Linked DNA regions of Homo sapiens: region 1 is linked to region 2. Evidence: chromatin loops called from intact Hi-C (ENCODE). Cell type or tissue: A673. All regions are shown on one strand. Links, peaks and the distances in the headings refer to the core of each region. The heading gives the core; the rest is flanking DNA.

Evidence for each region. A loop is a pair of places that touch in the nucleus more often than their neighbours do. Peaks named below come from ENCODE experiments on the same cell type or tissue, not always from the same donor. Only the 100,000 strongest peaks of a DNase experiment are listed, where the experiment ranks them.
Region 1: it touches region 2 in a loop (4-fold over the local background); 12 of 110 quality-filtered maps call a loop at or near these places.

Annotation. Positions count from the first base shown.
Region 1 is chr5:168,235,505-168,241,677 of GRCh38, forward strand. All of the region lies in intron 27 of TENM2 (teneurin transmembrane protein 2), which reads left to right. Among named protein-coding and RNA genes, the nearest start is that of TENM2-AS1, 6.2 kb to the left of the region's middle. In A673, for the core only: no CTCF peak of the experiment used is centred there; DNase peaks (open chromatin) are centred at 3,087 and 4,787; H3K4me3 peaks cover 357 bases; H3K27ac peaks cover 2,671 bases.
Region 2 is chr5:167,573,646-167,579,818 of GRCh38, forward strand. The region is part of intron 4 of TENM2 (teneurin transmembrane protein 2); the gene reads left to right. Among named protein-coding and RNA genes, the nearest start is that of TENM2-AS4, 83 kb to the right of the region's middle. RefSeq lists enhancers at 1-30, 31-656. In A673, for the core only: a CTCF peak has its summit at 2,670 (motif pointing right); a DNase peak (open chromatin) is centred at 3,466; H3K4me3 peaks cover 3,783 bases; H3K27ac peaks cover 4,946 bases.

The DNA of each region.
Region 1 (6,173 bases), core at 425-5,424, 660 kb after region 2:
AAATGTACAAACAATATATAGAAATTGTGGGCTGGGCACAGCCTGTAATCCCAGCACTTTGGGAGGCCCAGACGGGTGGATGACCTGAGGTCAGAAGTTCAAGACTAGCCTAGCCAACATGGCGAAACCCCATCTCTACTAAAAATACAAAAATTAGCCAGGTGTGGTGCGGCACGCCTATAATCCCAGCTACTTCGGAGGCTGAGGCAATAGAATCACTTGAACATGCTAGACAGAGGTTGCAGTAAGCCGAGATGGCACCACTGCACTCCAGCCTGGGTGACAGAGTGAGACTCTGCCTCAAAGAAAAAAAAAAGAAATTGTGATGGGTGCTTTGGGAAAAATGTACGGTGGAGCTAATACGGAATATATGATATAGGTTAAGCCCTCTCTGAGAAAATGACATTTGAACTGAGAACTGAATGAAGAGTAGGTAGGAATTTCCCAGGCATGGAGTTGGGGGAAAAGCCTCTATGCTAAAGCCCTAGCATGTGCAAAAGGCCCTGAGGCAGAAGAGACTTCTGCCTGTATCCTGAACAGAAGGAGAGCTCCAGTGTGGCTGGAGTAAACCAGCTGAGGGTAAGGTCAAGGGGTAGAGCCTTATCTTGTTGGCCCTTTTAAGGATCTTAGAAATACAGAAGTCTTCTGCAGATTATCCACCCGGTACATGCAAATGAGCCCTCATCGGGAGCCTCCTTCTTGGACACTAGGAAATATACAACATACCTGACTCCTGAAAGTTCAGGTCAAAGGATAACAAATATAGCTTATTCCGGTCATCTGGGCTGAGCCTCCATACCAGACACCCTCTGCCCCTTCTCACTACATCCCTACCAATGGACCACCCACCTGCACTAGAATACTCACAGCATCACCTGAAAACAGCCATGCTCTGCCTGTGCAAGGCCTTTGCTCATCCCCTGTGCTTTCATTTGCTGACCCTCCCCACCTGGAATATTCTCCCTGATTCTTCTCCCACCCTCACCTGTCCAAGCCTTACTCATACCCAGGCCCCCACTGAGCAGCGCTTTCTCTGGGAAATCATCCTCATCAGTCCCAGCTCTGGTTCCACATCCTTCCTCACTGCCACAGTTCCTTCCCTGTGTCTACTGCCATTACCACACTAAAAATGGTTTTTGTTGTTGGCTCACCTGTCGTTATCCCCCTCTGGCCTGTGGCCTGCCCCTCTAGGGCAGGGGTCATAACTGTCTTGTTCTATCTTACAACAGTCCCAGTAACAAACACAGAGTAGGTGCCCAGTAAATATTGAATGAAAGAATGAATGAATGAATGGGATTTTCCACTGACATAATGAAAATCTGCTCCCTCCCACGTTTGCCTATGAATTCCAGGTCCCAGGGGCCTTCCAGAATGACTCTAATAGGTCTTTGGAATGAAGCTTTTCAGATATTTTGAGACCACAGATGTCCTAATCATATATATATATATATATATATATATATATATATATATATATATATATATATATATATATATTTTTTTTTTTTTTTTTTTTTTTTTTTTTTTTTGAGACAGAGCCTTGCCCTGTCACCCAGGCTGGAGTGCAGTGGCACAATCTCGGATCACTGCAACCTCCACCTCCCGGGTTCAAGCCATTCTCCTGCCTCAGCCTCCCAAGTAGCTGGGACTACAGGCATGCACCACCATGCCCAGCTAATTTTTGTGTTTTCTAAGTAAAGACGGGGTTTCATCATGTTGACCAGGCTGGTCTTGAACTCCTAACCTCAAGCGATCCACCCGCCTCAGCCTCCCAAAGTGCTGGGATTATAGGTGTGAGCCACCATGCCCAGCCTAATCATATTTTCTATTCCTGATTTTCCACGTTGGAACTTTAGATCATCAGAGTTAGCAGGGTTCTTGTACCCAGTCTGATTCAGTCTGCTTATTCACTAATGTTCATTGAGCACCAAGCACTTTCCAAAACAAAATAGAGACACTAAGAAAAATAAGATAAAGTCCCGACTCACCAGTTCCCAGGCTATTACAGATGAGGAAACTGAGACATGAATGGTGAAGGTATGGTTTTGGTATGGCAAAGCTAATCAGTGACACTGATGAGTATCAAAACCGCCACTCAAACTCGGGTCTTTCCACCTGACCTCCATCCAAAACAGCAAGTCATCCAAACATAATGTTTGCTTGGGGAATACATTATTTAATGTGTTTGCAGAGGCTTACCCTTCTAATGATGCATTATTTAATTATTATATTAAATTTATATTTAATTATTAATATTAAATTTATAGCAAGTTGTTTTGTCTCCACAAGCACTGATCCCAATGTAGCATTGAGTCTTGTTGTGTGGGAGCTGGGGATAGCTACTTTTTAAATCCCAGGCCGGGCGCGGTGGCTCATGCCTGTAATCCCAGCACTTTGAGAGGCCAAGGCGGGCAGATCACAAGGTCAGGAGATCAAGACCATCTTGGCTAACACGGTGAAACCCCGTCTCTACTAAAAAAATACAAAAAAATTAGCTGGGCATGGTGGCGGGCGCCTGTAGTCGCAGCTACTCAGGAGGCTGAGGCAGGAGAATGGTGTGAACCCGGGAGGTGGAGCTTGCAGTGAGCCCAGATTGCGCCACTGCACTACAGCCTGGGAGATAGAGTGAGACTCCATCTCAAGAAAGAAAGAAAGAGAGAGAGAGAGAGAGAGAGAGAGAGGGAGGGAGGGAGGGAGGGAGGGAGGGAGGGAGAGAGAAGAAAAGAAAAGAAAAGAAAAGAAAAGAAAAGAAAAGAAAAGAAAAGAAAAGAAAAGAAAAGAAAAGAAAAGAAAAGAAAAAATCCCAGAAGACTGACCCGGAAAGAAAATGAAGATGTCCTCTAGGCCAGGCTTTACCTCTGGGTAGGTAAATAACTAAACTCTCCAAGGCAAACTCTTCTGCTTTTAAACGTCGCCAGACAGGGAGACTCTCGTGACCCCCCTCACTAATCTTTTTTGGGTTTCCCATACTCAAAGCAGGATGGGCAAAGGGTTCTTCTATACGTCTAACTGAAATCTCTCCTGCTGTGTTACAATTCCGTTTCCTGGAGGGGATCCAGCCCAGTGTAATTTCCTCCCTCATGTTTCTCAAATCACTAGCTCCCGTCATTGCGCCTGGAGCTAAGTTAGAGTCACCAGTTATAGGCCCAGCAGGGCCGTTTTGAAGACAGCGTTTCCTTTTCTCCAGGTTTTTTATGAGCTTCCTTGTGACAGGCGTATGCTTGGTGAGATCAAAACGTTCTGGGGGGATATTCTGCAGGGGAAACCACTTCCCAAAGTCTGCCCTCTGCAAAAATAAAAAAGCATGCTAAATAGCTGAGTTTTATTAACTGGGGAAGCCAGGCTGAGGAAAATGCCCGATAATTAAAAATAATGGCTTCCTTACAAACACAAAATTGTATTAACTTAAAAATTGGTTTCTCTATCACTGAATTCCTACCAAGCCGACTGGGAAGGGAATCGTGTTGATCCCGGCAGTGAAAATAATTCAAAATAACTTTTATGTTCTCCAGGAAGCCTCAAGGTTAATTTAAATATTGCTAGCTGGGTAATTTAATTCAGAATAAGAGAACATTGCAGCTAAATTAAAGCTCCCACATGCTCTAAACTGGGGGGGCAGGTATCCTCAAAGGGCCGATCGTGCCTGTTGGACCCTCCAGCATCTCGCACCCACAGCCGGGGCACCCCCCTTTATAAATGGCACCCTCATAATTAAAGAAATTTGATTAGATTACACAACTGGCCTGAACTCCTTGGCTCACCTTCCAGTGAATTTTTCAGATTTAATTATTAGAAGGATTGGGCATTTTAATAGAAATTTTCACATTTCAAAGTTAACTCAAACCTGTGCTATCAAAAAATCCCATTGTCCCAGGGATATGGTAAATTTGCAAGTAAAAACCCACCCTAAGTTATCCATGGCTAATGGCTAGCACCTATCATTACTTCTTTATAGTTGGTGCACCTGGGTCAATGGTCAGAGGCCTCTCAGCTCTAAGTAACAGCAGTAAATCCCAGGGTGGCAGTCAGAGGTTAGGGACCCCTCTTCTTTGTTTACCCAGTATTTAGTTCTTTTGTAATCCCATCCAAGCACTAACCAGGCCTGATCCTGCTTAGCTTATGAGACCAGGAATGTTCAGGGTTCTTTCTGTAATCTAAGCACCCTCACACACTAATATCATCCTTATTATGATAGTCATGATCACATATATTATTTACATGTTGGTCTTTCCCATGATTACATATTATAGTATATTATGCACACATATGTACATCTATACACACATATGATTATATTATGGTTATATATGTGATTTTCCCATTGGTCTTTCCCAGGTAACTAAAGATAAGGCCTTATATCACACTGAGTGTATTTTAACCAAGAGTACACATCAGAATCACCCAGGGAGGTTTTAAAAATCAAAAATCCACAGCTGGGCACGGTGGCTCATGTCTGTAATACCAGCACTTTGAGAGACTGAGGTAGGCAGATCACTTGAGGTCAGGAGTTTGAGACGAGCCTGACCAACATGGCGAAACCCCGTCTCTACTAAAAAAATGTAAAAATTAGCCAGGCATGGTGGTGCACCTCTGTAGTCCCAGCTACTCGGGAGGCAGAGACATGAGAATCACTTGAACCCAGGGGGCAGAGGTTGCAGTGAGCCGAGATCGTGCCACTGCACTCCAGCCTGGATGACAGAGCGAGACTCTGTCTCAAACAAATAAAAATCAACAAGACCCAAACCCCTATTCCCTGAGGAGCTGATTCAGCAGGCGTGGAGCCAGCCGAGCAGCAGAGCTTTAAGAGAGTGTCCCATGTGGTTTAGAATTGCATGCTTGATGGAAAGCCTGTAGTCCAACACCCCTCAATCCTAGAGGTGTACAACCTGGAGGTTAAGACAGCAAGCTCTGTATGGGGATCCTAGCTCTACCACTGAGTATTTATCTAAACTTGAGCAAGTCACTTAAACCCATCTATATCTTGTGTGCAAAATGGGGATGATAATAATGCCTGCCTGAGAGTGTTGTTGTGTAAATTAGACAAAACAAGGGCAATGCTGAGAATAACACTCAGCCTGTGTAAATGCTCAACATGTTGCTGTTGCTGTGGTTTTTCTTCCTTGTATACCAGAGCAGACACCAAAGCCTGGCATTAGCTGACACTCAATGTTCAATAATTAATAAATGCACTAGGGCCCTATGATATGAGCAAAAAGAAAAAAAAATATAAGAAAAGGGAAGGAGGAAAAACTAAGGATGGCCAAGGGGATGGAAATAAGTAGGCATGATGGCAAGTCCCCAGCAGTTGCCTCCAAAAACCCTGGAAATCCTTCCTCATTGTTGCATCATTCATTCTGCCTAACAAAATGTTGGAGAGGTCTTGAACCAAAATCTGAAACCCATAGGTTTAAGAATGATGGTGGCCTTCCGCAGTTGTCCCAGATGAACCAACCCGATGTGACCAAGCTTCTGTTGGCAGAGGAGAAGACCTATCTTTCTGACCACCACTGTGTGTTTTGCTCTGAAAATGATGGCTCCAATCCCGTATAATTCAGACGGCATTAACTTTTGGACCTGTTTTTAAAAAAATAAAAAATCCTACTACTCAGCCTTTGCCTTCTTGACTATTCCCAGTTGCTGGAAGTTGTTGATAGGAATCTTCCACTTGAAGTTAGGGTTCCTTATAATCCCAAGAACTCACCACCTTTATTTCCCTCCCCATGCTTTGATGCATTCTCTTTTCTTTTTCTTTTTGTTCTTTTTTTTTTTGAAACAGAGTCTCACTCTGTCCCCCAGGGTGGGGTGCAGTGGCATGATCTTGGCTCACTGCAACCTCCACCTCCTGGGTTCAAACAATTCTCCTGCTCAGCCTTTTGGGTAGCTGGGATTATAGACACATGCTACCATGCTTGGCTAATTTTTTTTTTTTTTTTTTTTAGTAGACACAGGGTTTCACCATGTTGGCCAGGCTGGTCTCAAACTCCTGACCTCAGGTGATCTGCCAATCTCAGCCCCCTAAAATGTTGAAATTACAGACATGAGCCACACGCACCTGGCCTATGCATCCTCTTTTCTAATTGTCCTATAATAAATATTCTATCCTCTCTCTGAGATGACCTTATAGAAACAGCAATGGTTTGGAGAATCTGTAGTCCTGGGTTCAGATTCCACTT
Region 2 (6,173 bases), core at 488-5,487:
CTTCTCTGTTCTTACACTCAAGCCTAGCGGTGCTTTCGCCAGGCAGCAGCAGCCTCTCCTGCGAGTTTTAGGCATGTATGCAGCTCAGTTTGATCGAGCGTTCCTTTTCTGCCTTTTCACTCTTACAAAAGATTAAAAGGTGGCGTCACATTGCTCCCCTGTTCCTTCCCGCAGGAGGGACTTAAAAGGGACAACAAAAACTAATCACTTTCAATAAGCATTTTCTTGCTGGAAAAAAAAAAAAGAAAAGAAAAAAAAAGAAAGAAAAAAAAAGGCGGGGGGTGGACTTAGCAGTGTAATTTGAGACCGGTGGTAAGGATTGGAGCGAGCTAGAGATGCTGCACGCTGCTAACAAGGGAAGGAAGCCTTCAGCTGAGGCAGGTAAGCGCCGATCGGAGGGTTTGACCGAGTGGCTTAGTTAAATCTCTGTTTTCACCGTTTTGTAATTGAGAAAGGCATCCGCAGCAGAAGCCGATTTTTCAGTCGGCTTCCTTTTGTTTAACATAGAAAGTACCTGTATTAATTTTGATGAATTAGAGCATGCAGCAAATTCAATTGAAAATAGATTTGTATAGTAAATGCATTTATACTGAATGATTTCTCCTCCGTTTTATTTAAGGAGAGAGATGAGAAAGATGATTTTGATCAGAATAGCACTTTGCATTACGTTAAATTCTAAACAGCTAACGGAAAGAAAAATAATCCAATTGATACTGCTTTTGAACTCCGGGACTTAAACCCTAGGAGACAGCTGCCATTTGAAATTTTTCTTCTAACTGAACTTCTGATGTGTTATAATAATTTTTCACTGGAGGTTTTAGCAAGGGTAGAGTTTATTTAAGTCGAGCTACTGGGGTTTGTTTGGCTTGGATCTTGTGGGTGAAGCGCTTCTTATATCTCCTTAACGTGTGTCAGGTTGATGGTTCATAAATAGAGATTAAGTGTTGTCCCAAATGAAATATGAAGTTAAAACATCAGGTTAGGGCATGTTGTAGAAAGGGATCTGGTAAATAATTAGGAGAACTGAATTATGACAGTTTGAAATGGGAGTTAACTCTGGAGGTGCTGTTTGATAAACCTTTCTGGATTCTAAGCGGCTCAATAATGGAGGGGCTGATTACCAGTCTCGAGTCGGAACTTTGCATCAGGATCCTAAATGTGGAATACATATGGATTTTCATTGTACGTAGCTTTTAGAAATATGTCCCTTTTGTGTGCTATGAGAGTTGTGGATTATATTTGATGGCATGTCTCCTTTAAAGAGCTTTGGGGTGAAGCTTAAAAGGCTCATATCTATTTTAACATTGAACAAACACAAAATGCATGATCTCCCAGCACTTGATTTTTGTTGCTACTTCTGTTGTTTTAAAGTTTTGATTATGTGTTTTTAACCTCAGTCTTTGTTGATTCTGTGTTCATTGCTTCTGCTGCTAAAATGTATTGCTGACATGAAAAAACTGAGATTTGAGAAAGAAAAAAAAAAAAAACAACCCAAACCCACCTCTGATTAGCCAAGTTTCTAATTAAGGATAACAGAAATCCAGATTATATCTAAGATTTTACCTAAAAGATAGCATAGAATGTTTAAAATTCATTTTTAAATGTTTTTATGAGAAAATCTGAATATTAAAAGTACAAAATTCAGTTAAAAGAATCCTCCTCTGGAATGATATATACAAGGGTGACTTCAGTACCTGTACTAGGTTTGGTCCTAGAAAGAACTGCACTACTATGGCATTGTTGATTTCAGCGGCCACGGAAGGGAGGATATTTTATGTATTTGTCTGGAGATAAGATTTTTTTCTTCCCAAGTTTCCAAACCGGACTTGCTCCTCAATATCATACCCTGGCATGTCTCGCGTTTGCCAGACCATCTGATGGCATCTTGTGGGTGCAGCCTATGAATCCAATTTTATGAGGACATCAGAAACTGCTGAGTAGTGGGGAGTAGAGACCAAATGGACTGTGGGTCTGATCATACTTCATCATCCAGAGATAATCTCTGGTGGAAGTTCCCTGGGAAGCCCCTGATACAGGTTGGGGAGACTTAATTTTTCCTCATGGTTGAAAGAATAGGGAAAGATGCAGACAAGAGAAAAAGACACTGCTGTCGAATGTTTGATGCAATCGTGCTGGTGGTAGCATAGTGAGTTTTTAAAATCGCATCACATGTAATTTTTTTTCAGCTTAAGAAACTTTGCAGAATCTTGAAGTAGCTTTTCTCAAATTCAATCTCGTTTTTTTTCTACATCGTTTTTTCCTGCGTGAAATTTTTCTCTGACTCCAGCTACACCTAACTATTGAAAGCTGTTATTCTGCTGCTGATAATGATGATTATTTCTCAAATAAGTGGCAAGTGTTGAAGGGATGGGCCAAGAGAAATATGTTGTCTGTATCATATATGCTTTGCTTTTATTTATGAAAATGACTTCTTCCAGGTGAGGCAATGATAAATTTGAAGTTGCGACTTGGCTATTTGCCTCACCAAACAACTGTCCTTTTCTTAGAGAACAAAATAGAACTAAAGTAAGCAGAAATAATTTCATTGTAAACTGGATTGTAGTTCAGCATGTACTTTTTAGGCAGATGGTAATCAAAGCTATCCTTACTCAAACTATTTGATTCATATAAATAGCATTTTTCTGAATTTTCCAGTAGATGTTGCTGGAGAGCAAAGAAAAGAGCATTTTTTTTTTTTTTACAGGAAAAAAAGAAATGCAGTAGACTTATAAAAGCCAAGAAAAAAGATTCTTCTCCCCAAACTCTGCTGATAGCATTTTGCATAATTTGCTAATTAATGAATTATATTGAATCATTACCGTTTATGATGTTCTATAGAAAGCTATTAAAACTTGAGTTCGATTTTAAAATTATGAGATTGTTCTCTTTAGTCCCTATATATAATGTCTGTTTGCTGTGTTCCGTTTTCAAAAAATCAACTTAACTGCACATTACTATTCAGAACATTTCATCCCTGAATGCTAAAACCCTTTAACATGCAAATATGATGTCAGAGGAAGAACTGAAATAGAATACCCTGAGAAGAGTAATGATCAAACGCATTATAAAAATATGCACCAGTTGCCAACATGTAATGAAATATTAAGAAATTAAAAGCATGCAACCTCTAAAGTAATAGAATTTCATTGCTCTGAGACTGTTTTCCCACTGAATATTAAGTGCTTAATAGATCTACCCGTAAAAAACAATCGAAAACCTACATGATTTGTCACTGAAGTTCTTTCATTATATGATTTTGAAAAATTAGCCCAATAGGATTTTCCTCAGAATAGGAAATGTAATTAACATTGGATATTAAGTGTCAGATTTCCAAAGCAAAAGCTATAAGGCTTGATGGAGAAAATAGGAATGCAGAGAGCAAACATAAGCACTAGAAACTGAGGGGACCCACGCTGGAACTGCTCTGCTTGTAATCACTGTGATAAAATGACAAAGACGTCCCAGAGGAGCCCAGGAATCTCGTACCCAGACAGGAACTGATGCAATTTCAGGACCAATGACCTCTATCTATGGGAGTATTTATTTTTGGAAATGATCAATTAACTGATTTCAATAGTGAAAGGGAAGTGTATATGTTTTTTCCAATGAGAGGGGGACGTAGGGTATTACAAAAGCACTTGCAGACAGGACAAGGGTGTAACCTATGTTGGAGAGCTTTCGGTTTTCTTACTTTAAGCCGACCTAGTTCTTTGCTGGTGGATTCTTCTTTGGCATTGAATCACCTCTTTGTCAGTTTTCCTTCCTGAGGTGTGAAATGCTCCATAGGATGTTTTGATTTAACACCTATTTATTTCTCTTTTCTGGGAGGAAAAAGCTTATATTTAGAAGGCATAAGTGTCAGCTACTTCTATTTTGTAATTAATGCTCTAAGTCCACTGGGCTAGGGATGTTCCCGATTTTATTTTTATTTGATTCAAATACATTTTTTTTTGTACTTGACCCATAGTGGTTTTTTTCTTCTTCTGTCTTTAAATAAGGAAAGCTACACAACTTGGTGGGAGATTCTACTTTCTAGTAAAGTTTGTTTGTTGTTTGCCTCTTGTTCTCTTTTTTTAATAGTAGCTATCGAGCGCTGACTATATTCAAAGTACGATGAGCTAAGTGTGCCGAATTGCACCCCTAACAACAACAAAAGATGCCTCTCCACTCACTGAGAATCTGACGAAGATGCAAAATATGCGCCAAACAGCCTACTGGACTAAAAGTGCCAGGTCTTAACTCCCTCCCTTAGGAGAGCAGGGGAGAAAAGGTCGCTGCAGGTTGAGAGGACCCTGAGGAGCCTGTCTTTGAATTAGGGGTGAAATGTGAAAACACAAAATAATCCCCATCAGCAAAATCAGCGTGGGCACAGGGGGCACATGCCAAAAGGGAACAACCGATGCTAGTATGATGGAGGGTCTTGAACGGCAAGCCAAGGTATTTGATAGCCACTGGAGAGGGGTGATCTGGTAGCTTTAGGGGAGTTGCGGCTTTGGATGTGGACAGGGAAGTACTGGAATATGGGGTCCCACCATACAACACACCCTTCCCAGGAAATTCTGAAACGTCTGTCTACAGGGCATCTATTCTTCCGTTAAATTGCAGCCTTACGGAGGTATTGCTACCAGTAGCCTATATCTTCCCCTTGTAGCAATGCTGTTGAGAACTCCTGGTCCAGAGGCTGGAAGCCTGTGAATAATCTGTTGCATTAGCCTAGACTTCAGCAGTAAGGTTGAGAAACGCTGGGGAACGGAGACTGGCTACGAGAAACACCTTCGTATTATAATTATTGCAATTTCTTGTTTGTACTGCAGATGTCATGCCCTCATTAGACAGGGATTTTGTGTATATGCATTTGTTTTCATGTTTTCATAAGAAAAACCTTCACCATTCGTTGGAGATCAGACCCGTGGTTTAGAAGGTGTGATGTTCTCTCCATGCTATTTCAGTATAATCAATTAGTGTTATGTTCATCTCTGGTTTCTTGACATTGATTAGGATGGATTTTTATGATCTTTAAGGGTTTTCATCTCTCTAAAAACATATATACTTTATTTATTAGAATTAATTGCCTCTCTGAATTGCCTGTGTTGTCAGTTACTTTCTATAAACCTTGACTAACTTACCTTGAACTCTTTGACGTCTAGTGTATTTGACTGACAAGCTCAGCTGTGGAGACTACTCTAACTATATAATGGAAGTTTATATGTGAACATATAAGCTGTTTTCTTTTCAACAGAGTTCACGATGAGAAGGAGCAAAAATAATTATTAGTACAATTAAGTAAGTAGAGTGTCATGCTTTTCTTCTGTAACACGGATTTTACCAGCCTATTCAGGTGGACACGGTCACCAACATCACCTCAAAACCAAACTGTAGATGAGTGACTTTCCTTGTCCTCCAACCACTTTAATTTAATTTGTTCCATTTACTTTTCCAAGCTTTCCATCTTCCCACCATTTTAATACTATCAGAGATGGGGTGCTGCCCATGACATTCACACTTGACATTATCAAACACAAAAGGCATCACTCATGCACTTGACTGCATTACAATGGAAGGAAAAAAATAGATCCCAAAGGCTTAGAAATTATTGTCTCGTACCTTGAATGTAGCTGGATTTTCTTTTCTGTTTCCTCCAGCCTGCCTCATTTGACTGTTTTGCCACTGTGTGTTTGCAGAGGGTTCTAAAAGCCCTGCAAAAATCAGCACTCACAAATCCATAACATACACATTTTTATATTCACTGGAGATATGTGTCTTAGTATAATAGGAATTTACAATCATATCATTATTGTCTGTTATTTGTTAGGCACCAACCACATTTTGATGCAGTTCCAAAGTTGCAGCTTGCACCAGAGCTACCTTCTCATCATTGACTTCAGTTCTTCTGACGGTTCGACAGTCGTAGCCAAGCGTTGTCCTGACTCACAGATCTGTGGTCACTGCAGTTCCTTTACTATTGCTGGGCAAGCCAGAGATTTACTGAAATCCACAGTAGCTCTAATTTTTGTGTGTGTGAGTGTGGAGAATTCTTAAAGTTAGTATAAATTTCTCTGTACCTCCCTTTTCTTCCTATTCCGAGCCTGATGGTCAAAGACAGTTTACCTCTCTGCCCCCATATATAAGACAACACTTGTGACCTGAATAAATAGCATTAGATTGTGGTGAGT